Linked DNA regions of Homo sapiens: all the other regions are linked to region 1. A link is a loop called in an ENCODE intact Hi-C map of the cell type or tissue named here. Cell type or tissue: PC-3. All regions are shown on one strand. Links, peaks and the distances in the headings refer to the core of each region. The heading gives the core; the rest is flanking DNA.

Region 1 (4,633 bases), core at 165-4,164:
AGAACACTAGATTAAAGAAAATAACCAAAATTACCAAAGGCATGGCTAAAAAGGAAAAAACAAACAAACAAAAATCAAGTAGAGGGCAAAGAATAAAGAAGAGAAAGAGGAAGAGCAAGCATACGTAACAGGCACTATACTCAGAGCTTTTTAAACATTGTTTCAAACATTGTCTCTTTACAACCCTAGGGAGGGGTATTGATGATCCTGTTTAAAAGAGATCTATTGGTCACAAAGTTTATAAATGTTGATGTTGGAATTCAAAGCTAGGTTCTTCTGTTTGTAAATGATATACTTAAACATATATTGTGTATTTTCTAGATACCTGGCATAGTACTTGGTTTTCTACTTGACATCCAGAAAATACATTTCACAGCCTCTCAACTCAAGGAGCTTAGAATCCAATGGGGATGATAAACATTGGCTGTCATAGACAAACAAATAGAGCACACTAAACTCATGGTAAAGATAATAACACCTGCCGGGCTTGGTGGCTTATGTCTGTACTCGCAGCACTTTGGGAGGAAGAGGCTGGTGGATCACCTGAGGTCAGGAGTTCGAGACCAGCCTGGCCAACATGGTGAAACCCCGTCTCTACTAAAAATACAAAATTAGCTAGGTATGGTGGCACATACCTGTAATCCCAGCTACAAAGGAGGCTGAGGCAGGAGAATCACCTGAGCCCGGGAAGTGGAGGTTGCAGTAAGCTGAGATTGGGCCACTGCACTCCAGCCTGGGCGACAGAACAAGACTTCATTTCAAAAAAGGTTAATAACACCTAGGTGTCCTAGAATGAAAAAATAAATCTCCTAGAACTAAAATGGAAAATGCCGTGGTGTAATTTGAACTTACCCTGGCCTGAGAGGCACAAGCTTGGCACACTGTGCACAACAACTATTTGTTAACTGCATAAGCGATAAGAGCTGATTAAGTGAAAAGACATGATATTCTTTATCTGTTACCTTTCTTTCTCACATGGGGCCTTGTAGAGCTGACCGTTTAAGCTTTCTCCTTCAAGCCTAGGAAGAGGGCAGGGTGCAGAATGTGTCATTGGAAGAAACAAATGGGTGCAAGCTGACTGCCTTGCTTGTGACTGTCACGTTCACCACAAATAAAATAGCAGAAGGTTTCTGAAGGCAGGGACCATGTATGTATCCCAGTGCCCACAACAGTGAGTGGGGCCTGGCAAGACTCAATAATAAAAAAAGTGCTGAATGAGAGAATAAATAAATGAGAAAGAAAAATATTATTTCAGGGAAGACATAGAGAAATCAGAGAAGAGGAAAAAAAAAACCCACAACCAGGACCCATACCATCATGTTATCCTTTTTTTTTTTTTTTTGAGGCCTTTCCTGTCCTCTCTCATCATTATTTCCCTTTTTGTATACCCACAAAGGATCGAGTTATCTATACTTCCTTACTAACATTATTTTTTATGAGTCTGAATTTATTATGAAGAGAAAAGTTATCTGGGGGAAGGATGGTATTGTATTCATTTTTATATCTCCAGTGCCTAACCTATCATCTAGCCCATAGCAGATAACATGGTTGCTATAGCTTGAAAATGTCACCAAAAGTTCACGTGTTGAAAACTTAATTGCCGTGTAACAGTATTAAGAGGTGGGACATTTAGGGGTGATTTTGTGAGGGCTCTGCCCTCACGAATGGATTAATGTTGTTATCATGGGAGTGGGTTAGTTATTGGGAGAGTTGGCTCCTGGTAAAAAGATAAGTTTGTCTCCCATTTGCTCTCACTCTCTCTCTCTCTCACACACACACATACACATACACATACACATGCTCTCTTGCCCTTCCACCATGGGATGACCCTCCCCAGATGCTGGTGCCATGGTCTTGGATTTCCCAGTCTTCAGAACTGAGAAATAAATTTCATTTAAATAGTGTTACCCAGTCCGTGGTATTCTCTTATAGCAACACAAAACAGACTAGGAAAATGGTGAAATGGTACCTGTTTATTATGATTGCTTGGGTCATAACATTCACTGAGCAGACAAGCCTTGCTTTCCTGTGACTGACTTCTGGTCACTCTTTTCTTTCCTAGCCCAGCCTTGTGTTTGCTGTCTGGTTCACATTTTAGACTTTTCTACTCCTTGTATTACGGACTTCCTTCATTTCACAAAGCTTAACTTCATTCTCCGTAAATGTGTGCATTGCCTCCTTGTGTCTCCTTGAGTGAAACTCCCCACTAACCTCTGTTTTGGGCTTTCTCCCCACTCCTGTGAGGCTCTGCTGCCCTCTAGGGGGCCTTGTTCATCACACACTTCTCAGGGCCCAGTTGGATCTGCACTTGGCAATACAGTCCTAGTGTAGGAGTGTCATGACAGTGCTGCAAAGCCTCAGTGCTCCTTTTCCTGCTCCTACAGTCCCCAGTATAAAATGTGTGGCTATATAATGCAGTTGATTTAGGAACATTAAACTTGGGCATAAGCAAGCAAGAAGTCTGTCAAGAACTGAAACTCATTACAAGAGGAGGCTGGAAGAGGCTACCACAGGGTCTCAGTGCTCTTGGTACCAACGAAATCCTTGGCTATGAGTATCACACCTGCATCTTGATAGTTTGCACATTATATTAAGGTTTGCACTATAGAATCCGGTAGCCAACTAATGAGAATGTTCTATTTGACGAATGAACATTGATTTACATCTTTGCCTGGGCCTTTGGGAGACAAAAAACTTCCTCAAAGAGATGGGACCTGAAATTGCTTTTTGCTAAACCCTCAACCAACATCTGGTTTCCATACCCAATGATGACTCTTAACTCTATCTAACCTGACTCATCTGCAACTGGAACTATTGACTACTTCTTCATCTTTGAAACACATTTTTCCTGTCATGCTATCACTTGTATCTGGGTCTCAGTTCTTGGACTTTCTTTATTTATCTAGTCTCTGGGCTCTGTTCTTGGTTCTTCCAAATTGTGCTTACAAACAAACCCCAAACTCTCCTAATTATTGGTCCAATTTTCTTGCAGTTTCCTGGACTTGTTCACTTAGATGTCTCTTAGAAATTTTAAATTTAATAGTTCCAAAAACAAACACATATTTCTTCAAACCTATTCTCTTTTACCTTACCCACCCCAATCCAAATTATTTCTAATTTAGTCCTATTATTATCAAATGCAGTTGGCCCCCCCTCCCCCACCCTTTGATTCTCTAGTCTGAACCTTTCTTTGAGCTCATAGGACATAATATAAACATGTCCAAACTTAGTTATCAATTTTACCCTTCAAACCTCTTCTCCTTGAGGTTGAATTACACAGGTCCAAATCCTCCATTCACAAAGGTAAAATCTAGCACCCATCTTTAAGTATTCTCTTTTCTTTATACGCAACATTCAATCAGTTATTAAGTTTCATCATTATACATTCTAGTTGAAACCATCGTGATTTCTCACCTATCCTGTTGCAATGGACATCTGATTTCCCTCTTCTCTTCTTGTCACTCTAAATTTTATTCTATCTACAGAAACCAGAAAGATATCTTGAACATATTAATCTTATGATGTAACTCCTCTTCTCAAAGCTTCCGAAGCTTCCTATCACATTCAGGACAATATACAAAATATATATTTTGTATATTGTCTGATCCCCAATCCTCACCTAGTCTGATCCCCAAATACCAGTCCACATTTTTCTGTTGTCATTCTCTCCTTTTCTCATTTTACTTTAATCACAATGGAGTTTTTGCTAGTCTCCTAAAATGAAAATCTGTTTCCTGCCTTAAGATCTTTTTGGTTGTTGCTGTCTTTGCTTGGGATACATACCTCCACCTCCCAGAACTCTGTGTGTCTTATTTTCTCGCTTCATTCTTCCTTCTCTTTAACTTATTCAGAAGGCTGTTCATGACACTGTATCTAAACATATCTAAAATTAGTCCCAAATCAATTTCACTGTAATACCTCATCTTGCTTCTCTTTTTTTAATGACAATTAATACTATGTATTTGTTTATGTTTTATTGGCATTCTCTCTGACTATAGTTGAAGTTCTTTGAGAGCTGAGATTTTAGGTTGTTCTTCATTTTATCCTCAAAGCATAGAACAGTTTCTGGCACACAGCATATTCTCAATGAATAGTTACTGAATGTGCTAATGAGTAAAGTCAAGATATTAAATTATAGCTAAAGTTCCCCAGAATTGTCCTCTATTACAATGACTTTTGCTTTGCTTTATGTTTAATAATTATATATGTTAAAACTTTTGTTGCAGTTTGCTTGGAATTTGGCTAAATGGAGTTTTCTTTTAGGAAGATGTATACACATATATATGTTCATAGCCATTTCAGTGAATGGTAAAGTCTTAATATGGGCCCTATGTGTTCAAAACTTCTGTAGACTAGATAGTGAAGAAAGACTTTGTACGTGGTGTAAGCTTGATGCGTGGGGATAAATTTCATGCTAATGAGATTCATGTAAATGAATTTCTGTAAATTCAATGAATTTACTTTGTAGAAACAGCAATGTACAAGAACAATTTGAGTGGTGAGGGAGCTTGGTTTATGCAGAAGATTAATGCTGAGGAGAAGCATAAGGTTAAATTGAAAAGGTAAGAAGAGCAAGCTGAAGATACTATGAGGAATTGCCAGTAGTGTATTTTTCAACAAAAATGGGGAGGTA
Region 2 (4,633 bases), core at 440-4,439, 1.1 Mb before region 1:
ACTTCCCTGTTCCAAGGTAAAATTAATGACTACCTTTTCTGTATTACTCCTGAACACTGTATTTACTTCATTTATATCATTTATAATAATAACAATAGTAAAAACATCAATAGAATACTTAGCTATGTGCTTGGCCTTATGATAATTGCTTTAGTGCTGACTTGGAGACATGGTCATCTTTAGTGTTTACAACACACTATGAAGTGGTTACTATGATTATTTGCATTTTATAAAGGAAAAGGCTTGGGTTTCAAGATACTGTGCTAAGTGCAGGGGATACGGCCTGAGAAAAGTGGGCAGGGCTTCTGCCTTCTTGAAGTCAATAGTCTGGTGGGAGAGATGAACATTAAATTAAACATTTCACAAATGATGGTAAAAACTAACACTTCCTGAGAGTTTACTTTTTGACAGGCACTCTTCAAGGTGCTTTACATGTGCCATTTTATGTAATCCTTATCAAAACCCTAGGAAGTTTGTATTGTCTTCCTTACTTTGCAGGAAAGGATACCACAGTTTGGTGGTGCTTGGAAATTTGCCCATGGTCCTACAGTCAGTGAGGGGAGTGCTAGGATTTGAACATTCAATCACCTGCCTCCAGTCTGGTGTTGTCCTGTGCCTGTGAGAACTGTGAAATGTGCTGTGAGAGTGTCACAGGAGGCCTGGCTTGACTAGGGTGAGGGCAGAAGTAGGGCTTCCCAGAGGAAGTGATATGAAGGTTGTGAATCGAAGGATAAGCTGAGGGAGGAAGTGTTTCAGGCAAAGAGAACAGGATTCTTTGGGTTGACAAAAAAAGTCAAACTGTAAATTATCTGAAGAGATTTATTCTGAGCCAAATATGAATGACCATGGCCTGTGACACAGCCCTCAGGAGGTCCTGAGAACATGTGCTCAAGGTGACTGGGATGCAGCTTGGTTTTGTACATTTTAAGGAGGCATGAGACTTCAATCAAGTACATTTAAGAAACACATTGGTTTGGTCCAGAAAGGTGGGATAACTTGAAGTGGGAGCTTCCAGCTTATAGGTATATTTAAAAGTTTTCTAGTTGACAACTGGTTCAGTTTATCTAAAGACCTGGGATCTATAGAAAGAATATTTGGGTTAAGATAAAGGATTGTGGAGACCAAAGTTCTTATTTGCAGAGGAAACCTTCAGGTAGTAGGCTTCAGAAAGAATAGGCTGTAAAATGTTTCTTTATCAGACTTAAAGTCGGTTGATGTTAATGCCAGAGAGGTATAATGAGGCATGTCTGACCCCCACTTCCCATCATGGCCTGAACCAGTCTTTCAGGTTAAATTTTAAGGGTGCCCTGGCTGACGAGGAAGTCCATTCAGATGGTTAGGGGACCTTAGAATTTTACTTTTGGCTTACATTTGGTTTACATGTATGTGTCTTTCTAGGTTGGAATTGTGGCTTATTCACTTTTGTATCAATACTGCTATGCATATTTATGTTCGTATGTATATGTACAGGTATATGTCTCCAGAAGTATGGTAGTTTGAGATACTTAAATGCTTGTTAAAAAACACAAAAACACGTTTGTTGCTTCAACAAGGCTCTCTCTTTTGATTCTTTACACATAAACTCTAAGGTAGACAGAACAAGGGTAACACATTCCTTTGAAAAGATAACCAACAACAAAAGTGACAGCGAAATAGAAGAAGTGATTTGTTTAATGTCTTCAGGCCACAAAGAGACACAGGCAGAACCAGAACTCAAATCTCTGCATTGGGCCATTCTCCGTGACCACTTCTTATTACAGTGGCTTGTCCTCTGGTTATTTCCATTGTCCTTCCAGACAACTGTGGTCATGGGAAACTGAATCTGGGCATGGCCATAGAACCTGAAAGGTATATAATTTCTCACTAGCAAAGAGTCTAGTCCATCTGGGAGACATTTGCATCACACTAGCACCAGGGAACTTTTTACCAAAGTGAAGCATGGGTTTTCTCCATTATGAGCCAGTAGGTGTCACAATTTACCCAAGATGAGCACAACCAGGTCTGTATGGCAGCCTCTGACATGTCCAAGGTATTCTACCTGAAGGGCTGATGTGGACTGTCCTCTCATCCTTCATTGATTATCTGGTCAACTGGCAGATGGTTGACCCCCTCCACCCATCCTGAGAGGTATGGCAGGTGGGGACAAATTATTTCAAAGCTTTGGTCAATTCAATTTCTTTCTTTTTTTTTTTTTCGTAGCTCCCGTATTTATTTATTTATTTATTTATTGCTTTTTTTTTTTCCTTTTTTTTAAATTATACTTTAAATTTTAGGGTACATGTGCGGACAAAAAACCAAACACCGCATGTTCTCACTCATAGGTGGGAATTGAACCATGAGAACACATGGACACAGGAAGGGGAATTCAATTTCTTTTCTCTTTGGCCAGGGACCTTGTGGAGCTTCTGAGGCTACCATCTGCACTGTGGTTCCTGTCTTTGTTTTCTCTATTCCCTGGATGCTTCTTCTACCCACCTCTAAGGTAGCTCCTGGGTGACCTTGGCTCTCCAGCTTTTTTGTTCTCCTGACTGCCAGGGTCAAAGTGAAGCCCTGGTGGCTGCTCTGCATCTGCCTTGCAGAGTTTTTTTTTTTTTTTTTTTTTAATATATTGATTATAAAACTCTGTATCCCTTATTTCCAAGGTTTCCCTGGACTAGACATGCTTTTCTGCCTGCCCATCACCATTGCCAAATGGGGCAACTAAATTTGTGTCACATGACTCTCTTTTCTCTCCTGGCCATTCCTGATCGCATCAGAAAAGGTATCTCAGGGAGATGGTGGGGATGCACCCAGCAAAGGAAGGATGGAAGAGATTCAGGCAGGCTGAAAGAAGGATGGGGGAAGAGAATGAGGGAAGACAGGGAATGGAGGAAAGAGTGGTTGGGGATAGGACACTTATGACTCATATGGAGTATAACCAACTGGCTGGACTCTCATTGACTGGGAGTTTAACCTCAGTGTGCAGGTGGTCGGGGTAGAAGAAACATTGCAGAGGCCTCAAAATCCAGTCTGGATGCATATTCTCAGGCCAAATCCCACTCTAAATATGAATAATTCAATGGTATAGATTAGTACTAAGTATATTTTGAGGAGAAGACACATGGGGAGGGTGGGGAGGATAGAACCAATATTTAGTAAATACTGTAGACTCCTGTAGTCCCTTTATTTACATCGCTCACACACAGCAGTTTAGGAATGCACTTGATAGCAAGGAACAGAAAACTCAACTTGAAGTGGCTTATATAAAGAGACACTATTCTTTTCACATAACAAGAAATCTGGAGTTCGATGCCTTCAGCATTGCTTCAGTGTCTTGATGATGTCAGTACAGGTGACTCTGAGAGCCTCTTGGCCACAAGAGCGCTCCTGCAGCTCCAGATAACATCTTTGGTCAAAGCAGGGAGAAAAGAGTAGGAGAACCAGTTGGCCTCATCTTTCCATTTTTTCAGGGAAGCAGAAACACTTCCAGGAAACTTTTTTCAGACTTCTGCTTATATAACATTGCCCATAGCTGAGTTAACTGGCCATCCCTGGCTGAAGGGGAGACCAGGAAAATAAGTATTAAGTTTTTCCAGCCTCTAAAGTGAAAGGTGCCACAGGATAATAAAATTGAGAATGGCAACCAACAAGGTCTGCCACAATTTCTTATTTTTTTAAAAGTCTCACACTAAAACTAGACAGATGTTAATATTATTTTACTATTACAGGTAAGAAAAGGGAGGTTTCATTAAGGAAATAAATTAATCAAGGTGAAACAACTAATATATTGGAGAGTTGGAATTTAAATCTTGGTCATTTTGATTCTAAAGTCTTTGTCCTTCATGTGAGCCCTGGGAGGCTCAACCCTGACCTTGGACATGTACATCTCCAGGCTGTGTGTGGGGAGCTGTGTCTGCCAGCCTTAAAAGCAGGCTCCTGAAAAATCCTGTAAGTGTGAGAGAGAAAATGTTGGAGCCTCAGAAAATTACTTGCTTCTATTTAGGAAGCCCGGGTTTCCTGTGGTGTTGCTGGGTGGAGGAGGTGGATAGAGAAGGTGTGGAGAGAGAAATGCAGAAAATTAAGCCCTCACTCTTTGTTCTAAATGGTTCCTAAATAGGGTTGGATATGCAGTTCTGGGAAACATATATTTTATTGGCGAGAGAACAAAGAGCCTGGAAATGTAATATGTTAGGCTGGAGGAATTGCTCTATGAAAAATACCGCAGGACACTCAGGCTCTCTGATGTTTCTCAGATGGGCAGCTGACAGGCTCCAATTTATAAAGGAGCAAATATAGGAAATAAAAGGCTTAGTTAAGTTTCACTGAATCACATTTCCCATGGAGCCGGAAATGACAAGTAGTGATTTCCTATCAATCACACCTCAGGTGACTATTTTAAAAGCAAACTGTCCCTGTTACTATTAAAAGAAAAACAAAAAAAGAAAAAAACAAAAAAAAAAAGAAGGAAAGAACATTTCTTTCTGGATGTGGGTTTTTGCCCTTAACCTAACTCTGCACATGGCTATTTGGAAGACTTTAGATGTGGAACTACCAGGTCCTGGGAGGAAAGTAGGTAGAGGAAACTTTGGCTTAAGTTCAGTTGAGCCTTCTGGCTCCTGGAGGGAGGTTGTTGGAGACGTTCAGCCTCTTGTGT
Region 3 (4,633 bases), core at 376-4,375, 820 kb before region 1:
AGTAGTGAAGAACAGAGACTCTGGCCTCTATGATGCATTTGACTCTTGGCTCTGACATCTCTGTGATGTGTGATTTTCATCAAATTACTTTAACTTTTTTCTGCCTTAGTTTTCTTCTCTATAAGATGAGCATCTTAATAGCTTATGGGGGATGATGAGATTTCATCAAATTAAGACATATAGAAAGCATATAGCATGATGCCTGGCACACCACCAATGATACCTGGCACAACACACCAACCACTCAATAAGTTAAAGTAACTAGCATCATGTCGCAAATATACCAATCTATTCCATTGTGATTTCTCCCATAGCTTTTATGTTCAGAAAGTCCAAATCTCGAGAAAAACTATAAAGTGTCTGTTAATCTCTTATTTTCTTCATAATCTACTTATTTATTTAGTTTATTTCTTTAATGCACCAGAATTAATGTTGGTCTATGGTAAGAAGTGAGTTAACTTTATTTTTCCCCAAAATGTAAAAAAAAAATTTTTTGTTAATTAAACTTCCACTTATCATTTGTTTGTATAATTTCTTTATCTTTTACAAGTTTTTACATACACTTGGATCTGTTTCTGAATTATCTGTTCTATTCTGTTGTTTTGCCTTTTGATTTCTATTCTAGTGGCATATTGGAAAAAATTAGTACAAGTTTTAATATTTAGCAGGTGAATTCTGATCTCATCGTTTTTAATATTCTCTTAGCTATTTTTAACTGTGAAATAGTTCAGGTGGTTACTTGAACCATTTTAATGTACTAAAAATATTATTGAGATTTTGAATAGGATTATTCTTATCTATTAATTGATTTAGGGAGACAGTTTTAAAATATTTTTTAAAAATTTAATTTTTTAGTTGCAAAATCCTCACTTATATCTCCCAATGGATTTTTTTAGTGTTTTCACAAAGCTTCCCACACATTTCTTGATATTATTAAAAGTTAATATTTTTTGCTAATTGTAAAAATAATTTTCTTTCTTTGTATATCTAACTAGATGTAGGAGGAAACAAGTTAAAAAGTTCTCTACTCAGTCTGAGTTTTCTTCACTTACAGTGCCTTTGTGTGTTATTTTTGCAAGATGTTTGGATTCTGAATCAGGGAATACTTGCCAAATATCATTTAAACTTGAAATGAGGATACTCTTTCTAAAAAGTTATTTTTACTAATTAAACACATTTTTATTCTGTCTCAACTAAATGCTAGGCTTGCTTGTGAAGATATAAATGGTTCCTGCTCTACAGAGCTTACATTAGAGAACTGATTTAATGACAGCTGTGGTAAATATTAGGGAGAATGGCTGGTGCACAAGTTGAGGGTCTAACTAGGGATCCAACCTCATGTAAGGTTAGAGCAGGTCTTCTCTAGGAAGATTTGACATTCAAAGTGAGCTCTGAGGGATTAATAGGAATTAACTAGGCAACCTGTGGATGTTCCTGACAGTGCAGTTGTTCAGAACGCAGGATGTTGAAGGAATCAAGACAGGGCCTTTGCAGCTGTAATGCAAAAATGGGGAGTGAGGAGGGATGTGGCATTGGGTGAGACAAGTCATTGGTGGGAGGGTCGTAGTAGGGTTTTTATCCTTAAAAGGAAAACAAAAGTCACCTTGAAAAAAGTTACAAATAGAGAAACTATCAAAGTATCTAGTACCATTTATATATACGTATTTTTTTTTTTCTTGGAAACTGGGATGGTTCCCATGGTTATTTTGCCATGGTTCTTGAAGAAATAGTTCTGTGATAGCTAACTTTCTTTAGCCTAGAGGGAGGAAAGTCTAACTTCTCCAGATTTCTTGAAAGAGGAGTTTGCTGCACTAATCAAAGCCCAACCAGGCTGGTATCTGCCACGAGATGGAAAAGTATTGAAGGTACTACTGACTTACAGCCCTGTTTGCTCTTCTCTAGTCAGTACTATCGGGGGCAAATCACGGCTCCTTTTGTAAAAGTAGCTGTGAAACACAGTTCTTTCTGTAAGTTCATGGGTGATGAATCCCAAAAGGGCTTATAGAATGTCAAATCGCCAGCACAGCCCAAGGGACAGCACATTCTCTAATTGAGGCAAGAGAATTAGTTAGGGTAAGGTTTCCCAACTTTGGCTTTTCGGGCCAAGTTATTCTTTATTGCGGGAGGCTGTCCCTTGCCTTGAAGGATGTTTAGCAGCAGCAGGTCTGGCCTATACCCACTAGATGGCAGTAGCACCCTCGCCCGGTTGTGGCAATCAACTTGCCCCCCAGGGAGAAAAATCACCATAGGCTGAGAAAAGCTGAGTTACAGATATTATAAAAGTTCTTTCTTTCACAATTAAAACAATTATACTCATTTTTTGCCATAAATTCACTTACACGCTGCAACATTTAACAAATCAGATTCCTAATTATCAAGGCTAACTCTCCTACAGTGTACAAAGCACTGCCGTATGTGTCTGCTATCCATTTATTTATGTAAACATTTATTAAACACCTGTTTTATGTAGGCACTATGCTAGTTGCTAGGGTTACAATCAAATGAGACAGTATTGCAATATCTTCCCCTAAGCTACAGGGGGAGATAAAAACATGAGTATATCATAGGGGTCTGATAGAAGTCTACTGAGAGGTGAAAGGAAGAAGAATGGTTAGAATCTTAGGGGTGGAGCTCCCAGGAAGTACAAGGTCCAAGTGAAGCTTGGTGTGGAAACCTGAAACACAGCCAAGTATTTTTCAGGCTGATAGATTTGGGGAGTGGTCAGGAAGCTTAAGACTTACAACCATATATACATATGCGTATACATACACATACACATATACATATACATACGCGTATACATGTACATATACATATGCATATATATATAATTATTTTCGGGGGCAAGGGACGGAGTCTCGCTCTGTCGCTCAGGCCGGAGTGCAATGGCGCCATCTTGGCTCACTGCAACCTCCGCCTCCCAGGTTCAAGTGATTATCCTGCCTCAGCCTTTATAGTAGCTGGGATTACAGGCGTGCGCCACCACGCCCAGCTAATTTTTGTATTTTTAGTAGAGATGAGGTTTCACCATGTTGGCCAGGCTACTCTCGAACTCCTGGGCTCCAGTGATCCACCCGCCTCGGCCTCCCAAAGTGTTGGGATTACAGGCGTGAGCCACTGTGCCCGGCCACAACCCATGTATTATAATCACTGTTTCAAGGATGAGAAAATCGAAAGGTTAAACATTTAGCTTAGAGTCGCTTATCAAATACCAAAATTAACCTGTCAATTTAACTATTCCTTGGCTTAACATTGTTTGTCTTTTCCAGTGAAACTTAGTAGTAGAATAAGAAAAACTCAGGGAGTACTCTTAACAAATAATTTAAAAAGACAACCTCCAATGATAAAAAAAATTGCTTTCTTATATTTATATATTTCAAAAGGCACATTCACAGACATTCTCTCTTGTGATTCTTTTACAAACCCTATCAGGTAGAAAGGGGATGCATTAACATCTCTGCTCCATGGAGAGAAAGAGCACTCTCAGGGAGTGTGTTTAGGTACAGTGCTCACAAGACATGCCTGCCTTTCTCAGCATGGATATATAGTTCCCAGAGGGCAATGCAATGGTTCCTTGTATTTTAGCTTGTCATTGTATTTTAGCCCAGGGTACTGCCATGATTTTCGTATCCTTGAAAGCAGTTCAATTTCTGCATTTAGAACTGAAATTATAGTGTCTCAAAGCTGAATTTAAAAGAACAATTTACTGCTGTCCCCATGAAGAAACAGAACCAATCAATGTAATAAAAAAAAATTTAAGATCATTCTGTACTTTGTACAGTTGCTCTTGTAGTCATGTGACTCATAGGGAGCAGCAAACTGCCTGTCATGGAATATTTAGAAAGCAGAACAGTATTTAGTCTTAGGTAAGTATGCAAGAAATGCATGCTGGTTAGATGAATGGATAGAAAAGTGAGTGGAAGGATGGGAAGGAGGATGGAAGGTTGGTTGCCTCTAGGAATGACAGACAGTGACCTGTTTCTCAGCATCCTGCACCTTATTGCTTTCCTGTTTTCTGTCAAAAACAAGTTCCTTGTTATTGATTTCAACAGAGTTTCTAATTCCATTTATTACCTGAAAGAAGGACAAAAGCAGGTGGAAAATGCTGAAATGAACATTTTAGTTTAGAAATCTTCTTCCCGAGAGAGAGGTGCTCAAAACCCAATGTGTTTGCCATGGATACTCTTAATGATCAGAGTCACACTTGGCCTCTCCCCCTTACTCTCCACCAGATTCAGTGGGTTAATCACTAAGTCCCATCACATCTCCCTCTAGGGAGGCATTTCAAAACTGTCCCTTAATTTCCCTGTCTGTTCTTGTTGCATTTGCTCAAACTCCCATCACCTCATCTCTGGCATAAGTGTCTCAACTAGTCTATTTTCTCCATGTCTTTCCATTATATCTTGAGCAGTATATTCAAACTAAAATTTAAAAACTTATTTTGTTTTTTCTTATGTCCTCCAAAGTTTTCAGTGGCTGTTCACAATAAAGGCTAAATTTCTCATTCTACTAACTAGGCCTTCCATGACGCAGCCCTTCATATTTATTTCTGCATAAATACAACTAAAAGCTGAATGATCTCTTCACTTTACCAAGAACAGATTTTACACATCACAATATCACATCCACCACT
Region 4 (4,633 bases), core at 315-4,314, 670 kb before region 1:
TTTGTGGATTCTTTTAGATGTTCTATATCTACAATCCTGTTATTTGTGAATTATAACAGATTTTACTTTTTCCTCCCCATTCTTTACATTTATTTTCTATATTGCTTTTGCCAAGGTCTTCAATACACTGTTGAATAGTGATATCAGGAATCTTTGTCTTTATCCAGCCAAGTGATGAAGTTAAGAATTGAACTTAGGAAGTTTGTCTCCAAACTCTACGTTTAATTATTACTCTATAATTTCCTCTAATATTTCAATATAGATCTCTGGGGATAGAATTCGAAACTGTCGTGAAAACATGCTGCTAAGATCTCTAGCTGCAGGTAGCAGAATTGAGTGATGATCTTAGCTGATGCCCTTCTGATCAACTACGACATTCATGCCAATGACTGAACAAAGTGGGTCTAATCTAGAGATAGAAACCTTCTCTAGTGGGTATCTGGGCATGATGATGACTCCTTACCAGCAATTTTTCTACCATAGTCCTTTTTCCTTCTCTTCTTTCACAGATGTTGGACAAGTGTCGTGGTCCAAAAGCTCTCTCTATCTCCTCTTTCTTTCTCCCCCAATAAATTTTTGTATATCTAGTTCTGTCTTGGCTTCTCCTCAGCAAATCCAAACTAACACAGCTTTGAAAGAGTAACAAATATTAATTCTCACCTAATAAAAATGTTAGAATGAAGGGATTATGAAGACAGGAGACTTTAGAAAGCTTCTAGGACTTTGGAGTTGGTGGGAGCCTAGTTTGAGTCTATGTCTCTTCTTGATAGGTGGTTTCTTTAGGGCTCATGCACATCTTTGACTTTCCATTGTCTTTAAGTTTGAAAATTTTTTCTTAGAAGTCACTCTGGATTATGAAATTCTAGTGAGGCCTGTATGAGACTACTCTTCAAACAAGACTTTGGTGAAAGAGAGAAGGAAACGGTGTTCTTCAATGCTATTTAGACCTGCTCACCTGGTAGCAGATGAGCAGTGATACCGGGCACAATTTTCTCCTTTGCCATTCAGCTGAAGTGTTCTTATAGTATCTCTCAGGAAATTAAACACATAATATAGTTTCAGTAGAGAATCCCAAAACAGCAAATGGGCATTAGAAGAAATCTTAAATCAACTGTGAAATCAGTGTGCATTTTCACCATCAACAAAAGTGAAATACTCATCAACAGTAAATATCATGAGAATATTCATGAGTGGTCTTGTGTATAAAGAGTATAAACAGGACAGATAGGTGTCATCTTTTTATACCTAAAGAAAACAATATCATGCATGGAAGTACCATACGTGCTGAGGACCTCCTCCATGGAACCAGGACCTCTTTATACACTGCTTCTTTTGCACTGATTCTGTAAAGCCATAGTGGAAAGGGCCTAGAATTTGGAAAGTACATAAAATTGTTTGAATCCTAGCTTCTTTATGTTCTGATGGGTGTCATTAAGTGTCATTAACAAGATACTTACTTTTCTGGGACCCAATTTTCTCATCTCAAATATGGGAATAATAAAGTATACATTGCAGAATTATTGTGAGGAATAAAGGAAAATTATTTCTATTAGTTGATGCCAAGTAACTATGAATTTCCTCCCTCCCCCCACACCCATGCTATCTCCTTTGTTTGCTAATTCTGACTCCTGTTCATCCATGGAATATGCCCTCTATCATCCTTCCAACATATCCAGAATCCAATTTTCTTTCCTTTGTGTCCTGTATCCAATCTATTACAAAATTATTCATATTCAACCTCCACCATGACTGTTGACTGTGTCTACCTTCCTCTTAGTAATGGTGCCTCCATAGTTACGCCCACCTTACATTTCATCCCCAGGTATAACACTAGCCCTCCTAGCTATTGTTTCTTTTTCCAGTCTCTGTCCCCTTAATTGAATGGTCTCCACTTGGTTACTAAAGCAGTATCATTTTCATGGCTGAAATTCTCATTTAAGCCTACTTTACTATCTGGTTTTCTACAATAGCCATCAAATCAATCCCTCCTTGTGTTACATAATTGCCAGATTCCCCACTTGCCTTATCTTCTTGTAGAGTGCATGACTAATTTATATTATAATAGCTTCATACCATGGTGTCTTCTCTGTTTTAGGCACTAAGCGTGCCTGACTTATCCTTGTAACATGAAGCAAATAAGTATTAATATTCCTATTTTGTATGTAGGGAAACTGAGCCTTGAGCCAGAGAGAATTTAAATTATCTACAGTCTTACAACTGAAAATGTTGGTGGGGCTAGGATCAGAACTCATTTTGCCTAACTGTAAAATCTATGCTTTGACCATTTACTGCTTTTTTAAAAAACTGCTCTTTTATCTTGGATGCCTAATATGTGCTAAACATATATATATATATATATACACACATATATATACACACACACCTATCATCTATCTATCTATCTATCTATCTATCTATCTATCTATCTATCTATCTACCTATCATCTATCTATCATCTATCAATCTATCATCTATCTATCTATCATCTGTCTATCTATCATCTATCTATCGAGAGAGAATTAAATGAACTCAGTATTTTACTTGTGAACACCCTGGTTATGCAGCTCAGAAAACAGCAGAGGGCAGTGCAAGAGCTTCACAACATTAAATGAAAGTAGACAATAAAATGCTATAAAACTGCAAAATAAAGAGGGAGTGTTCTATGGTTTCTGGAAGAATTCATCCCAAGGCAATGTTGAGAATGTCGGAGGATGTTTTTATCAAAGCTACTCCCAGTTTTAAAAAAGCAATTTCCATTGCTGACAGTGAGGCTGTGCTAAAAATTGCATTTCCCCTCCCTAGTTTCAGCTTCTCTTTATTTCATGTAATACCACATATGGGTAAGCAAATCATAGCTTTTAAAGCCAGCTGTGTGCCACTTACATCTGCAAAAGCAATGTGCTCACCAGGTGAATTTCTTGCTCAATCCACCTCTTTAATTCATCCTGTGGAGAGAAAAATGTGACTTTGGCTCAAGGATGGAATTTTTATCCTACCTCATTATACCATTCTTATGCATTCTGTTATTTCCATGTTATCACAGTGGAAAATATCCAAGTTAAGTACTCTATCCTAGCTGGCTTCTCTAATTTTCAGAGCAATTACTGATTTTTTTTTTTTTTTTTTGCCTCAGTGGAAAATATGTATTGCCTAGGAATTTGAATTCTGACAGAAATGTTGAGGAGAGGAGTAAATCATATTAAAGGTAGGCAACACTCTGGTCGTTTGCTTTGCTTTTTCATTGTGGAAATATAATTACTTTTATATTAGGCATATCATAAATATAAATTTCATTGTTTACCAATTCCTACATCAATTACCAAAACAATAAATGGCTTAAGTTGAGCATAAAAATTTTCATTTTCATGGATACGGACTGTATACACTCATAAATATTTTCTTATGTGTTTATATGAATATGTAACCACATTGCGAGAACATGATTCATCTTAGCACCAGGCATAAGGGACAAATTTGGAAGGGACCGCCTACTTTTCAACATGTGGGGCATGGGGGTGGGGAGAGTATTCCAGTAAGTGAGAAGACTTTTTTTTTTCAGTTGGGACTATGAAAAGACAACAACAACAAAAATATTTAAAAAGGCAAGACCCACCCTCTGGAATGGGAACTCGGAGCTTTACTCTAAGAGCTTATGCAGTGGACTAGGGTTGTGGAGTGGTTCTGCTGTCACCTCTGGTTTTTCTTCCCTAGGAATCTAGTGAGAACCTCTGTGTGCTCGTGGAGCAACCTCTATGCTCATCTCATGTGGGCTTTCTTCTGGAGATTTTACATTCTTTTCATTCTACATTATCTCATCTGGGGTAAAACTACCAGTTCTTGTTTTAGTAACTTTCATGAACAACGTTAATCATTGCTTATTCAGGTACTTAAAGTGCATTAATTATTGTGAGACCTTGAGCGAGTGGCTGTTTTAACCATAAACAACAATAGTAATGGTATCTCCTCACATTGTAAAGAAATAAATGCAATAATATCTATAAAGTACCTAATGCTCAAAATATTAGTAATTATATTTCAAATATTATTATAGATCTCCTATAATATGCTGTACTTTATCAAAGCACTCATCTTCATTTAATGGTTCATTTGTCCTCCTGTCTAGACTGTAAGCTCTAAGAGACTGAGAATAGTGGTACATAGTAATAAGTTCAGATATAAAATGAATGAATGAATGAATATCTGATTCTTAGATATTTATTGAGGGATTTCCATAGATTATTTTGCTTCCTATCCGTATTTTCTATACTTGTTGACTATTACTAGAAATAGTATTTTTATTTTAAACCTAATGTTGAAAGTGTAACATTGAGACAATGCCATGTGTTCACCAAACCGCTTCATTTTCTTTCTTGGCATACAAAATGACTATGTTTTGTAGCCCTCTTACAACTCAGTGAGACTGCAAATGGAATATGGGTGGAAATAATGTATATCCCTTCGAGTCCTGGCCACAACATGCTCCAGATATCTTTCCTGCTCTTCTATCCCAATTTTAAAGCCTTGAAAACAAAAAGTTCAAGATGGTAGAGCCACAGTATGGTAACAGCCTAGATCTCCAAGTTACAGCTTATAGAAGAGCCACTCAAAGGACAGTAATATGAAAAAGAAATCA
Region 5 (4,633 bases), core at 343-4,342, 380 kb before region 1:
TGCTTCCATTTACTCCCATACCATGGCAAATCCACTCCCACTGAAAGACGTCCTCTCCATCATCCTTCACCTAACCAGATTCTACCCATTCTTTAAGGTTGTACCCAAGCTCCACCTTCTTGGAGACTTTTATGACTGCCTGGACTCACACTCATCTCTTCACTCTTCTATATTCCCACAGCACTGACTAACTGGATCATTCGCTCAACCATTTGATCAGGCCCTGCCTTGTACTGCTTTTTATGTGCTGCAAACCTGTGCAGCCTGTGTCCTCAATTACACTGTAGATTCCTTGAGTCCAGTGTAGAATTACTCAATTACTATATTCGGTGTCTCCATAACACAGGTACCCTAAGAGGCTGTTACTTTATGCTCACAATGCACTTCCAGAATAGAATGGAACTAGCAATACAAGTACTCTTTGCATAATGAAATAACAATTAATACTTATTTCTTATTTGCAAGAGGGAACCCCAGCAGGAAAAGGTGTAGGCTGAATAAAAGAAGATCTTTGATCTAACTCATTTACTTTTATGCCTACTGAACTTGCCATTTTTAAGATCCCATCTGAAAAATATCTGTTCATAATTCAGAACCACCCAAACTCTTTTAGCAATTTCCTTAGTTCCCCCATAAACAATGGCTCTCATTTTACCCTACTGTTAGTTATCATCTCTTAAAGGCAAATTTTGTCTCTATTCAACAAGAAGATAAAGCTAGATGAAGTATATTGAATTAAGTAAGCTAAAGTGGACAAGAGAATAAAATGGCATAAAAGGTAAATATTGACTTTATTGTTGTTCATAATTACCTTATAGAACAAAAGATGGATGGATTATAGTGACCTACTTTTGAAATACATTTTCGAAAGTATTCTCATTAAATTCTGAATGTATATTTAAATTTAAAGCAGTGCATGTGATATATATGTGTGTATGTGAAAATGAGTACTAATACAGTAGCCCAACAGATTTTTTGTCAGAATAATTTTAGACTGGAGCCCAATGCTACCAGCTTAAGCAAATAACTCATGTGGATGGAGATAAAAAGATCATCTAGCAATGTAAGGTGCAACAGTGGATAAAGCAGGGGGAAGGAAGGAAACCAAGTCATGGATGACAGGTTGGAGTGAATCAAGACAGAAGGACCAGCATCTCATGTTTATAATCAAATAAACAACCTAAAATACCTCTGAACTGTAAGCTCAAATGTATTACATAAAAAACCTATTTTTGAATTATTTGGCATTTGAGACAATACCAGTCAGTATCCATTAAATAAATTTTTATAAATAACCCCCAAGAGATCCTGGACTCTAAAAGTTGCACTCTTAAGGAATATCCAGATTCTGCTACAGTTATAACTCCCAAAATATATGCCAAGGTGCTCTCGGTGGGGGGGGGTGCCATGGTGAACTCACATGGGTGAAACAGGATATTTTAAATTTTCAAGGCAAATACGGTAGTACTCAAGATCCATTAGACACCCCAGGAACTATTAGCTTGAGGTAGTTCACAGTGTTAACACTATATTCCTTTTGATGTCATTATATCTGTTTGAAACTGGGGTTTGGAAGTTTCTGTGATGAAAAGCAAAAATCATGTGAAAATCAATGTGAAACAGGAAATGACGGTGGTATGGTAGTGGCATCCACTCCGGCTCAAAGGTTTGAGAGGGTGTTTCATGACCAAAGCCATACACATGCCTATAGTAAACTGTGGTGATTAACAATGAAACAAAAATAATTTTCTTTTAATTTATGCGTTCTCTTTTTTTTTCTTATGGCTATTATAACACTTATTAAGTTGTTTGGTGCTATTTAATGAACAGGATTGTTAGGTAGTGCTTTTGGCCTAGAGGCACAATGAAAAAATCCAAAACACTAAGGATTTGGATGCGGTGAACTGAGAAAGTTTGAGAACTTGCGCTGTAGCCTCTAGAGTCTAGTGTATTTTTTTTTTAATTTAAGATACACACACCACACAATACATGCATACAGATCCTTCTACCACCATATAAATCTTTTTATTCTGATACCAACAAGCACTACAGCTATTCTTAGCTTTAATTTGTAAACTAGAGACTTCTGTCCCTCAGGCACAGTGGTTTTCCTGCCTAAAAGTAGTATATGAAGATGACTGTTAATAAGTCAAACCAACCATATGGTGTCAGCAATGATGCATGCAAAAAATTCAACTCATTCAATAATTAGGTCTATCCAAAAGTATACAGGTTAAAAATTAATAAATTACTATTTTAAAATATATAATGAGCACCTTCTAAAAGCAATGTATAACAACCCACGAGATGTAAAAACCATTATGCTGTTTATAATGCATCAGGAAACAGTAGAATAGCATGGCTAGAAAATAGGATTTGTAGTTAGACAAATCTCAGTGCATATCCCAGCATGACCTGCTACTATTGGTAAGACTTCTGAAAAGCTTTCTGTGCTTGTTAGCTTGTTTATCTTTTTTCTGGCCTGTTTATAGTTCTCCCATCTCTATAGTAGGGTTAATAACAGTGTCCATCAGATAAGCTCATTATGAGCTGTAAATAAAATAATGCATATGAATGCATAAAACTATGCCTGACACTTAATAATTGGTGGCCATTTATAGCATGTTATAGGGAAAACAGTCTAACCAAAAATAATTTAAATCAATAAGTTTTCATTACTCTTCTTAAAAGAGCAGTTTTATGCAAGGCTGATAAACAAATTGAAAGTTATATTTAAATAAAAGTGATAAGGAACAAAGGTTAAATAATACATCAGAATAACACAAACTACAAAAAGTAGAGACTCAGAGCAAAAAGTCATAACACATTTGAAACTATTAACTATCCTTTTATTAAATTATCTACCTCTTGCTTCCAAAAGCCTGCCCTTGCTAGGTTCTCCTCATTCTTGGTGTTTCTTCTTCTCTACTTCTTTGCTGACTCTACAGTAATTTCATTAAATTATGCAGCAAATAACTCACAGCAGGATTTACTAAAAATCATGAAGGAAATTTGGATAGATAGAAAATAACTGTAACACAAAGCTTAACTAGAGAAGTGCTACAAACAAGGGAAAGAAAAGTTGTATGGGACTCAAGGGAGGAAGAAGTTACTACTGACAGAGAGAACTAGGAAAGTCTCTGTAGAGGAGCTGCCTTTTCAGATAGGTCTTAGACATCAGGTAGGATTTGGATGTGCTTCCAAAGGGAAGGACACATGAACCAGCAGACATGAACCAGCAGGGCAAGCAGGAGCAAAGGCTCAGAGGCAATAAGCATGGAAATGAACCAGGAATAGCAAGGAGTTCAAATGGTTGAAATTTAGACCTCATCATGGAGGGAGGGAGAAAATGATATTAGAAATGCTATTTAAAGCCAAACTGTGGATGACTTTGGGTGTCTCCACTGCTATGCCATTATCTCCTCTTCTCCACTGCACGAACTTCCACAGGGCTGGGTGCCTTCCCAATTTGATCATCATTATAACTCAATGCTGAAGACAGCACCCAAACACCTAGTATTAAAAAATACGTTTTTAATTATTCAAGCTTCCTTGGTAATAAGCCAGGTAATCTTGTGTTCTGGTTCTAATTCTACCACTAACAAGCTCTGTGGGCCTGAGAAACTAATGTCACCTCCCTTCCAGATCAAGCTTGCTCATCCATAAAATGACTGATATGGTTTTGATGAGTACTCAGGGTTTTAATTCTGTAAAATTACCTTTCACGAAGTTATTATTTTATATAATATACGCTTAAATTTTAAAAAAGATATAGTTTTGCCATTTGACATCCAAATGAATGACATTTCACTTCAAATTATGGAGACTGTTAAATGCAAAAACACAGCTTTTAAGAATGGTATTTAAGGACATTTCCCAGTTTTCATGGTTGGAAAAAAAATAGAATGTCTCCTTAAGAAAAGTGGTTGCCATATTTCTCAATTCTAAATTATACTTTTATATATTAATGTTTATAAAGTTGTGAAGTTTTTCAATCATGAACAGAAGTCTATTTTTTATTGAAGAAATGTTTAGATCAATGATATGTCTTAGAATTAAGGCATTGATACAATAGTTGACTGAAAAACTTTATTGAACAAATACTACTTGAGTTCCTACCACATGTCCAAATACTATGTTAGGACCCAGGGATACACTTTGGAGGAAAAAGACATTCCAATGCAATAGTAAACTATTTCTATCTGGAGTAATCATGGAACTTTATGGGAGCAGAAAAAGTGTTTCCCTGAGTCTCATGGTTTCAACAGACATTCTGGAGGAGGTGATATTGATAGAGTGAAAAGGACCCATAGGAGTTATCTATGTTAACAAGAGGAAGGTGTTTTTTTTTAGCTAGAGACAACTGTGTGAGCCACAGCATAAAGGGGAAGGTAGGTATACTGGGGCCACTGTAAGATATCTGGAATGTAAAAATCATAGATGTGAGAGATAAGACTGAATGACAAATGAGTGACAGTTATGATGGTCGTGACTGTCATGCTAAAAAGTTCAGCCTTTAATTCTAAAAATGCTGTGGCTCCAGTGATGGGTCCCAGATGAGAATATCAACTGGAGAACAACACCATGATGAGGGGTATCACCACTGTCGATTACAAACTGATTGGCAGGGAAG
Region 6 (4,633 bases), core at 308-4,307, 150 kb before region 1:
CCCAGTAGTCATTCAGGAGCAGGTTGTTCAGTTTCCATGTAGTTGAGCAGTTTTGAGTGAGATTCTTAATCCTGAGTTCTAGTTTGATTGCACTGTGGTCTGAGAGATAGGTTGTTATAATTTCTGTTCTTTTACATTTGCTGAGGAGAGTTTTACTTCCAAGAATGTGGTCAATTTTGGAATAGGTGTGGTGTGGTGCTGAAAAAAATGTATATTCTGTTGATTTGGGGTGGAGAGTTCTGTAGATGTCTATTAGGTCTGCTTGGTGCAGAGCTGAGTTCAATTCCTGGGTATCCTTGTTGACTTTCTGTCTCGTTGATCTGTCTAATGTTGACAGTGGGGTGTTAAAGTCTCCCGTTATTATTGTGTGGGAGTCTAAGTCTCTTTGTAGGTCACTCAGGACTTGCTTTATGAATCTGGGTGCTCCTGTATTGGGTGCATATATATTTAGGATAGTTAGCTCTTCTTGTTGAATTGATCCCTTTACCATTAAGTAATGGCCTTCTTTGTCTCTTTTGATCTTTGTTGGTTTAAAGTCTGTTTTATCGGAGACGAGGATTGCAACCCCTGCCTTTTTTTGTTTTCCATTTGCTTGATAAATCTTCCTCCATCCCTTTATTTTGAGCCTATGTGTGTCTCTGCCCATGAGATGGCTTTCATCAGGACATTATTAGGAAAAACAGGGTGGTAGATTTAGCTGGCCACATCTTTTCTAAGATTGTTGGTTCCAGAATTTTTATGGGTATGTGTGTGTGTGTGTGTGTGTGTGTGTGTGTATCCAGTGAGAGAGAGAGATTGGGAATTGCACTCAGACCAACAGGTATAATCTATAAAGTAACTAGTACTGTACCTCACATATAATAGATGTTTCATATGTCATTATTATTGAAGAAATGAGAGTTTATATATGTAAAGAGTGAGTACTCTTCAGACACATTTTGCCCTAGATGTGTTAGGGTTGATTGTTAGAATGTTTTTAAATTTAATTTAAGAAATAAACATTTTTGAATACTGATATTGTTTGGATGGGCACCCCCTCCAAATCTCACGTTGAAATGTAATTCCCAGTGTTGGAGGTGGGGCCTGGTGGGAGGTGTTTGAGTCATGGGACAGATCCCTCAAGAATGTCTTGGTGCCCTTTTTGCAGTAATGAGTGAGTTCTCACTGTGCGTTCACAGGAGAACTGGTTACTTATGAGCATTTGGCCCCTCCCCACTCCCTCTCTTTTGCTCCGTCTTTCACCATGTGACATGCCTGCTCTCCTTTGCCTTCTGCCATAATTGTAAGCTTCCAGAGGCCCTTACTGGAAGCAAATGCTGGAGGCGTGCTCGTAAAGCCTGCAAAACCTCAGCCAATTTAATCTCTTTTCTTTATATATTATCCAGCCTCAGGTGTTCCTTTATAGCAACACAAGTGGACTAACACAAATATTCTTGAATTTTGTTTAAATATAAATCCCTAGAGCAGGCAGGAGAGCTCCAAACATGAAAAGGCTCTGTCTATTCCCATCTTTATATAATTAGAAGCAACCTAGTTTCCATGTTAGTTTAATGCTCTGCAGAGTAAAATGGCAATGATAGAAGTATTTTCAACTAGGGTCATAACATGAACTCTTTTATTTAAAAAAGCAACTTTTAGCTTCAAGGCTTCAAAAAAAATGAGGTCATGAAATATATTTAGTTGTCTTTATTCGTTATTTTAGTCCCAATTCTTAATTCTACTTAGTAACCACTTGGTAACATTTGATTTCTTAGAAACACACAAGGATCAACAACTTCAAAGCTAAAATTCAACTTCCTGAGAAACGAATTTGGGAACAATATCTTAATACTAACACAAAGGTGAACCTTACATACAATGGTTCCCTTTCATCCCTGGGGGATATGTTCCAAGATCCTCATTAAATGCCTAAAGCCATAGATATTACTGAACCTTACATATACTATGTTTTTACCTATACATACATACTTATGGTAAAGTTTAATTTATAAATTAGGTGCCATAAGAGATTGACAACAGTAACTAATAAATTTATTATTAGTTAAGCATTGTTAAGTAAAATAAGGGTTACTTGAACACAAACACTGTGATACTGTGACAGTGGATCTGATAACCTGATACTGTGACAGTGGATCTGATAATGGGTAGGAAGCAAATACAGTGTGGATAACATTCGACAAAGGGATGATTCATGCCCTGGGTAGGGCAGAGTGAAACAGCCCCTGATTCATCACTCTACTCAGGACAGTGCACACTTTAAACTTATGAGTTGTTTATTTCTGGAATTTTCATTTAATATTTTTGGACAGCAGTTGGCCATAGGCAACTAAAACCACAGAAAGAGAAACCATAGATAAAAGGAAACTACCATACAGGGAAACAGTTTGGTGTATTTATTTTTGTCGATTTCCTGTGGGATGGAAAAAATCTGTGTATCTGAAATACAAAAAATATTTTAAGACCACTTTTTTTTTGCTGTGTACCTCAAATTTAGAACTTGACAAAAATCAAGTTTCTCTCTAGTATACATGAATAATTCGTCATGTGCTGCAGTCTGTCTCTGTTTGCTTACACCAGATATGCCTAGAGCTTCCCCACAGTGTTTGGGAAATAATAGTTACAGAATTGTGTGTGGTTCTATCACATAATTTCTTGATAAAAATTGACCCAGGAGTTTAATTTCCCTCATCTGGAAGTCATCCTTTCTCATTTCTTACAGAAAGAAAGAAATGGAAGAAGTTATGAAATGAACTCTTAATGGTAACTGTAGAACAGGCACGATTTTAACTCAAATTTTATCCTACTTCTAATAATAATTCTTAGTGTTTGTCTAACATTCTATAGTTCATATAGTATGTTAATGTTTACTGAGATATATTTTGTGCTTGTTTATATAGGATTCTTGAATGTTTGTGTGTTTCTCATGTTTATCTACCTTAGTTTAAATCTTGACACCACCCTCTTTTCTGATGAGAACCTCAGTGCTCATTTATTGGCTTTATGCCATGGATAAATTCTACTAACAAAAACACATACATGCACGCAGAGACACATGCTTAAGGAAGAACATCTGAGCAAAATCTAAAATCCAGTGACAGGGAGAGGACAAATGCATAGACACTAATAATACAAGGCAAAATGTGGTATAATATGTTAAATAAATGATACAATAAAAATGCCAAAAACATTCTGAGAAGAATAGAAATAATTATTAGGATTATTGAGCTTCTATTAGACACTAGATACTTTGCACTATACGTTGTTTTGGCCATTTACAATTATTCGATAAGATAAATGACATATCTTTATTTTACAGATGAAATTTTTAAAAAAGAACCTTGAAGTCTGTGAGTGACCAATCAAAGATGAAAATTAATAATGGAAGACCTGGGATATACAATCAAGTCTAAAGCCTAGATATCTGGTTATTTTAGAAAAGCTTCATAGGCAAGTGTCAGTGGAGCTGTGTTATTTGAGCTGAGCTGCACCTTGAAGAACCAAAAAAATTATAAATGGACAAATAAGACCAAGTGCCTACACCAAAAGAATTCTAATGCTTAGAAGAGTTGCAGAATAAAATATGTTGCATGGGATGTCAATAGTAAAGGTCAAGATAGAGGACAAAGAAACACAGAGGAAGGAGGTTAATGGAATGAGAGAAGAAAGTATTTTTAGAGGAAGTTGATATTTCACCTGAGTTGTAAAAGGTATGTAGGTAGAGAAGAAAGGTAAGTGAAAGGGGTATAGAGCCACTTCTGACAGAGGGACTAGAGGTTACAGAGACATTGAAATGCAGGATCACAAAATCATCAGAAAATAGCAGGTAGTTCATAATGGCTGGAGCCTGGAACAGAGATCCCAATGCACAGGACGTGTGAGTGAGCCAGGGAATTGGTGAGGGAGGATGTGTACCCATGAGAAATGAGTCTTGTGATTAGCAGCCAAATGGACCTCAAATGAAACTCTCCCCTTGACTCTATTCACAGGAATTTTCTAACCATTATCTTTTACCCCTCTTATGCACACACATGGAACTCAGTTACCATATATACATATGTCATTTTCATTTATTTTTAATATATTTACACTTGGTTTAAACCAGGAACTAATTATTTCATGGGATGGAGCTTCTTAAGTGAATATATCTTAATGAGAGACCCTGATCCTGTCTGCAGTTTTGCAGGATCCGTAATGTGATTTGATTACCTTCTCCAAGGATGAGCAGGCCCTAGGGGACTGCATCAGACTAATGAAGCTTACAAATCAACAAATTTAATGCCAATATTGGGTAAAGGAAATGTCATTTAGTGAGAACCTACTCCATACAATAGTAGACACTTCACTCATATTATTTAAATTAGTTGTCACTACAACACAGTGATGTAGTTCTTTCTTTATCCCAATTTTATAGATGAGAAATTCAAATGAGAACATTAAATAATCTCACCTCATTTCAAAGCTACCAAGTTTTGAAGCAAAGAATCAAACCTAAGATTCTTTGATGTCTACTTCATGCAATGGGCAGAGAATACTCACAGTGGCTGAAAAAAATGATGATGATGATGATGATGATGGTGGTGGTGGTGGTGGTGGTGATGATGGTGGTGGTGATGATAATGATAATGATGATATA
Region 7 (4,633 bases), core at 354-4,353, 340 kb after region 1:
TGAATAAATCTTATGAGAGCTGATGGTTTTATAAAGGGGAGTTCCCCTGCACATGCTCTCTCTCTTGCCTGCTGCCACATAAGACATGACTTTGCTCCTCCTCTGCTTTCCGCCATGATTCTGAGGCCTCCCCAGCCATGTGGATTTGTGAGTTCATTAAACCTTTTTCCTTATAAATTACCCAGTCTTGGATATGTCTTTATTACCAGCATGAGATCAGACTAATATACCATATTTGTCCTTAAAATTGAATAATATTTCCACATTTCAAAATTTCCACATTACTGCCTTAACTGAATTACTCATTCCTAAGATCTGAAAAGAAGCCATTTTTTAAAATAATATTTTATTTATATATGTTTATAAATGTTTCTGAATTTATATATATTATAAAATGAGGTACATCCCATTCTTGTTTTATCCTATTTTTTAGGCTCTAGTTTAAATCAGTTTAAATATATAATTGTTATGTTTTAGATCTTCCATCTACTGAACCACAACTCAATGTGCAGAAAGGAAAAAAATACAAACCAAGATTAAATCCTCTGAAGCATATGTTTTATAAAGACACAAGTGGCAACTCAATAAAAGTATTATGATTATTCCACTTAAATTTCATTATAATTAGAAATCCTTCTATAGAAAAATCCATTGAGAACTTTGATTTTTAAATTACAGTCATCATTAGTAAAATTTCTGAATTCTATAGTAGGTACCATGTTTTTTTTTTTTTTTTTTTTTTTTTTTTTTTTTTTTGGTAAACCAGCTGTGTTTGAAGCTGGGAGTTAGGGGACTTTAGAAAGGTATTTAAATAGTACAGTATCCCTCCTTAAAAAGTTTTTCAGCTCCAGTAAGAGAAACAAATTAATATATAAATAAGGTTTCCACAGATAACCTGCCTTTAAAACAAACCAAACCAAAGAGGCAATATGCAGTTCTCATAAAAAAAAATCTCCAGTCTCTTTGATATAGAAGTTAAAAAGAAATCACTTAGGGAGATAGCAAGGGTTTGGGAATCCTCAGTCACACTTTTTACCTCATGAAAAGCAGCCCCAAATCATTTACTAACAAAGAGCAGCCTGGAAAGTTGAGCTGCAGAGGTAGACAAGTGAGCTGAGAGCTTGCACAGGTGAATGTTGGCAGGAACTGAGGACTAGACATTTTCAAGATGGCAGCTCCATTCTTCCCTTCTCTGCCAGCCATGTATACTGTAAAGAGCAGACGAGATGGTGCCGATCAACTGGAAAGCCTATTTGCATAATAAGATTAAGGTGGGGTGACCAGCCTTCTCTGCACTCTATGTAAACATCATACCTGATCAAACCAATCTATGAGCCCTGTATAAATCAGACACTGCCTCCTCAAACTGGACTATATATTTTGGTGCATTTGCAGCCAGCCAGTCCTTTCCACTCAGAGACCTGTATCTCTATAGAGAAAGCTGTTTCTCTTTCTCTTCTCTTCGGCCTATTAAACCTTTGCTCGTAAACTTCTCATATGTGTCTGTGTCCTAAATTTTCCTGGTGCGTGATGACAAACCCTGGGTTTACACCCCAGACATAGCTGCTTTATAATGGGGGCTCGTCCGGGATAACAACATACAACATTCATCGAGATGGTGAGTAGAGGAGCAGACTCCAACTCTGTCCTTTTATTCTGAGGCCCTTGGCTTCCATTTTAGAACCAGATCAAACCAAATACGGGGCCCCTTTCAGCCATTTAAAAATAATTAGCATGGCTGCCAGCCTTACAAGACTTGGGGGACAGGATTGCTAGGGAGAACATGGAGCATCCCCCAGTACCCATGGGTCACTGGGCATACTGGCCCTGTTTGAACCAGCTTCCTTTCACTGAGGACTTAGCTGTCATGTGGGGCTGGAAGAAGTCCTGGTGTACCTGAGGATTTCCGGCCAGGGTTACCACCATTGTTATCCAAAGGTATTTGGACGGACCCCAGCCTCTGACTACCCTGATGAGATGTCGGCAACAGAATCTCCAACTTTTTATCATAATTTCCTCCTTTCCTGTCTGCGATCATCATATCTATTTCATCCTCTCTGTGTATGCAATGTATGGGAAATTTTATAGTTCAGGGAGGTAATCTTGTTTGGCAAGATCAGGGAATGTCATAGTAACCAGCGATATAGCTCAAGGGAAGGCATCTTTGTGATTTTCGAGGAACAGAGGGTCACCCTCACCACAGGGAGCATCTCTCTCTGCCCTTGGTCTGAAAAGCACATGACATTTCAAGGCCAACAGCCCCACCTAGTGGAATAGGGATCTTTTCCATGAGGCACATCGTTGGTCCTTTACCCAAACACTCTAGCTAACCAATTCTCTCCCTTTTTGCATCCCTCTACTAGACACCATGCTTTATGCTGCTTCTGTTAACAGGAAAACTCTAGCTTCAACAATTAGGATTAAAATGTCTTCTGGAACCAAATGTTAGTTCTTGATACTGTCCCATCAGCAGGAAAATTGCCATTTAGTCCATACATTTTTAAGACACCTATTCTGCCTCCAATTAGAATGGTACTTAATTAGTAAGGGGATTTTAAGTCTGGAAGTTAACCAGAACCATTCTCTAAGGGAAAACGCTTTAGTACAGCCCATAATATCAGGTATAGATTTCAGTCTAGCCCCTCCATTAAAGAGGGCTTGCCCAACTATTATGTAGTTTTTTTTTTGAGATCTATTTTTCAGGGAGCCAGACAGGTCACACAAGTCTAGGAAGTCAAAGGGAAATCACAGGCAGAGGACAGAGGACTAGAGCCACTTGGGTGAGTGTGACAAACCCCAATCTCTAAGTGCCTCTGTTTCCATAGCTGGCAGTCATGCCTGCAACTATGGGTGGCATGTTCAACAAGGTGCCGGGACCCAGGAACCATGGAAGGAATATAGCAAGGGGAATGCCCCCACTGTCTTCCTCTCCACTCTGTCACACGAAAAGGAAGGAGACTAAAGGGATACTTTTTTGTCATTTCTCTTTCTAGATGGGTACCATATTCAGCCTGCACTCCCCTGGAGTGCATTCTGAAGCACAGGGACTCCTCTTAACCAGAGACTTTAAAGAAAAAGCAGCTCATTTTCTTTTGCACAAGGGCATGGCCTTTTTACTAGATCCTTGCAAGCACTGCAAAATGAATCCAGCTCTTTTAGCAATCATATCAGGCAGGCCAAAAGAGAATAATTCCCCAAAATGAGAAAAGCAACTTCCAGGGGAACCACCCGAGGCAGCTATTGTGTGTACCAGCCCTTCCAGTCTGCCTTAACCGGGGCCACCTCCAACCATGCCACCAGTTCTTCTACCTCCACCATCTCTAAAATTTTCCATTCCATCACCTTCTCACTTACCCCTACAGAAAATACATAATTGAGGTGATGCCACCAGGATTCAAGTACCCTTCTCATTGCAGGACCTCAGGCAATTAAAGGGAGACTTAGGCCAATTTTCTAATGACCCTGATAGGCATATAGAAGTTTTCCAGAATTTAACTCAGGTATTTGACCTCTCATGGAGGGATGTTATGTTGCTCCTAAGCCAAACCCTAACTGCAGCTAAAACAGACAGCTCTGCAAGCAGCAGAGAATTTCTGAGGTGAGCAATAGGTCTCCTATAGTAGGCCAAATGGGAAAAGAGAAGATAGAGAAAGTGAAGAAACAGGGGAAACACCATTCCCAGCAGGAAGAGAGGCAATACCTCTTGAAACCCTAATGGGAAGCCCCAGACTCTTCTATGGTGTTTTTCCTTTTTTCACTGTTTTCAATGGCCCTTTTATGATGTTCATTCAACCTGGGAGAAGTTAATTTACCCAAACCTTAAAATGCTTGGCTTACAGTTGAGCTGGGGGAGAAAGAAAACCCAGAAGCATGACATGCCGGCAAAAAGGTAAAAGTTTTTTTTTACTAGTTGGGTTTTTGGCTTCTCTATCCCTGTGCAAACCGGTAAAAGAAATAATAAGGATCACTATTTATATTTTCTGAAAAGTTTTAATTAATGAGAAAGGATTTGTGAGGTTGGCCTTAAGTTGTAGACAATCTGGTGTGCTTTGTGTGTCTTTCTGTATGGTTCTGTCCAAAGAAAAGTTACTTTAGGTTAGGATGCAGACCCAGGACCCCCTAAGCCTGCTGTTCAAGCCAGCCCAACAAAATGATCAGTAACAAACTTGGCTAAAGGCCTCCATCTTGCTTCTTGTCCTTGGGAACATGACCTGTAACCATGTGGCGAATAATTTGTTTTAGTCTCCACCATTTTACAATGTTTGCTGACTTCTTATGCTAAGTCAGTTTCTGGGTAATGGCCACAAAATCAGATAAGCCAGTTTGTCAATAAGGGAGCTGCCAGCTGATTGATCAAGGGCAGGGTTTACAAAATATCTTAAGCACTAATCTTGAGGGCTAAGTTAAGAGATGGTCAAAATCTTGTAGCCTCCAGCTGTGTGACTCCTAAGCCATGGATTTTAATCTTGTGGCTAGTTTCTTGGTCTAGTACCCAGGCAAGAGGAAAGTATATTTTAAGAAAGGGCTGATATCATCTTTGTTTTAGAGTCTAAACTGTAAACCAGGTGCCTCCCAAAGTTGGTTCAGCCTACACCCAGGGATGGACAAGGACAGCTCGCAGGCTTGAAAAAAA

Evidence for each region. Hi-C counts contacts between places; a loop is a spot of excess contacts. Peaks named below come from ENCODE experiments on the same cell type or tissue, not always from the same donor. Only the 100,000 strongest peaks of a DNase experiment are listed, where the experiment ranks them.
Region 2: it touches region 1 in a loop (17-fold over the local background); 14 of 110 quality-filtered maps call a loop at or near these places.
Region 3: a loop joins it to region 1, with 10 times the contacts of the local background. A loop is called at or near these places in 19 of 110 quality-filtered maps.
Region 4: a loop joins it to region 1, with 16 times the contacts of the local background. A loop is called at or near these places in 23 of 110 quality-filtered maps.
Region 5: a loop joins it to region 1, with 8 times the contacts of the local background. A loop is called at or near these places in 18 of 110 quality-filtered maps.
Region 6: it touches region 1 in a loop (4-fold over the local background); 6 of 110 quality-filtered maps call a loop at or near these places.
Region 7: it touches region 1 in a loop (6-fold over the local background); 18 of 110 quality-filtered maps call a loop at or near these places.

Annotation. Positions count from the first base shown.
Region 1 is chr11:88,542,308-88,546,940 of GRCh38, forward strand. All of the region lies in intron 8 of GRM5 (glutamate metabotropic receptor 5), which reads right to left. Among named protein-coding and RNA genes, the nearest start is that of GRM5-AS1, 40 kb to the left of the region's middle. In PC-3, for the core only: CTCF peaks have their summits at 2,234 (motif pointing left) and 2,435; a DNase peak (open chromatin) is centred at 2,234; H3K4me3 peaks cover 413 bases; H3K27ac peaks cover 517 bases.
Region 2 is chr11:87,461,732-87,466,364 of GRCh38, forward strand. The region is part of intron 2 of LOC107984361 (a long non-coding RNA gene); the gene reads left to right. Among named protein-coding and RNA genes, the nearest start is that of LINC02711, 260 kb to the right of the region's middle. RefSeq lists a silencer at 1,884-1,973. In PC-3, for the core only: a CTCF peak has its summit at 1,969 (motif pointing right); a DNase peak (open chromatin) is centred at 1,980.
Region 3 is chr11:87,720,755-87,725,387 of GRCh38, forward strand. The region is part of intron 3 of LOC107984361 (a long non-coding RNA gene); the gene reads left to right. Among named protein-coding and RNA genes, the nearest start is that of LINC02711, 3.7 kb to the left of the region's middle. In PC-3, for the core only: CTCF peaks have their summits at 2,196 (motif pointing right) and 2,403; a DNase peak (open chromatin) is centred at 2,167; H3K4me3 peaks cover 342 bases.
Region 4 is chr11:87,875,864-87,880,496 of GRCh38, forward strand. The region is part of intron 4 of LOC107984361 (a long non-coding RNA gene); the gene reads left to right. It also overlaps a transcript of RAB38 not described here. Among named protein-coding and RNA genes, the nearest start is that of LINC02711, 160 kb to the left of the region's middle. In PC-3, for the core only: CTCF peaks have their summits at 2,594 (motif pointing right) and 2,804; a DNase peak (open chromatin) is centred at 2,578; H3K27ac peaks cover 470 bases.
Region 5 is chr11:88,162,866-88,167,498 of GRCh38, forward strand. All of the region lies in intron 1 of RAB38 (RAB38, member RAS oncogene family), which reads right to left. Among named protein-coding and RNA genes, the nearest start is that of RAB38, 10 kb to the right of the region's middle. In PC-3, for the core only: no CTCF peak of the experiment used is centred there; no DNase peak of the experiment used is centred there.
Region 6 is chr11:88,396,366-88,400,998 of GRCh38, forward strand. The region is part of intron 2 of LOC101929174 (a long non-coding RNA gene); the gene reads left to right. Among named protein-coding and RNA genes, the nearest start is that of CTSC, 61 kb to the left of the region's middle. In PC-3, for the core only: no CTCF peak of the experiment used is centred there; a DNase peak (open chromatin) is centred at 2,206; H3K4me3 peaks cover 565 bases; H3K27ac peaks cover 2,123 bases.
Region 7 is chr11:88,884,731-88,889,363 of GRCh38, forward strand. The region is part of intron 2 of GRM5 (glutamate metabotropic receptor 5); the gene reads right to left. Among named protein-coding and RNA genes, the nearest start is that of GRM5, 180 kb to the right of the region's middle. In PC-3, for the core only: a CTCF peak has its summit at 2,252 (motif pointing left); a DNase peak (open chromatin) is centred at 2,261.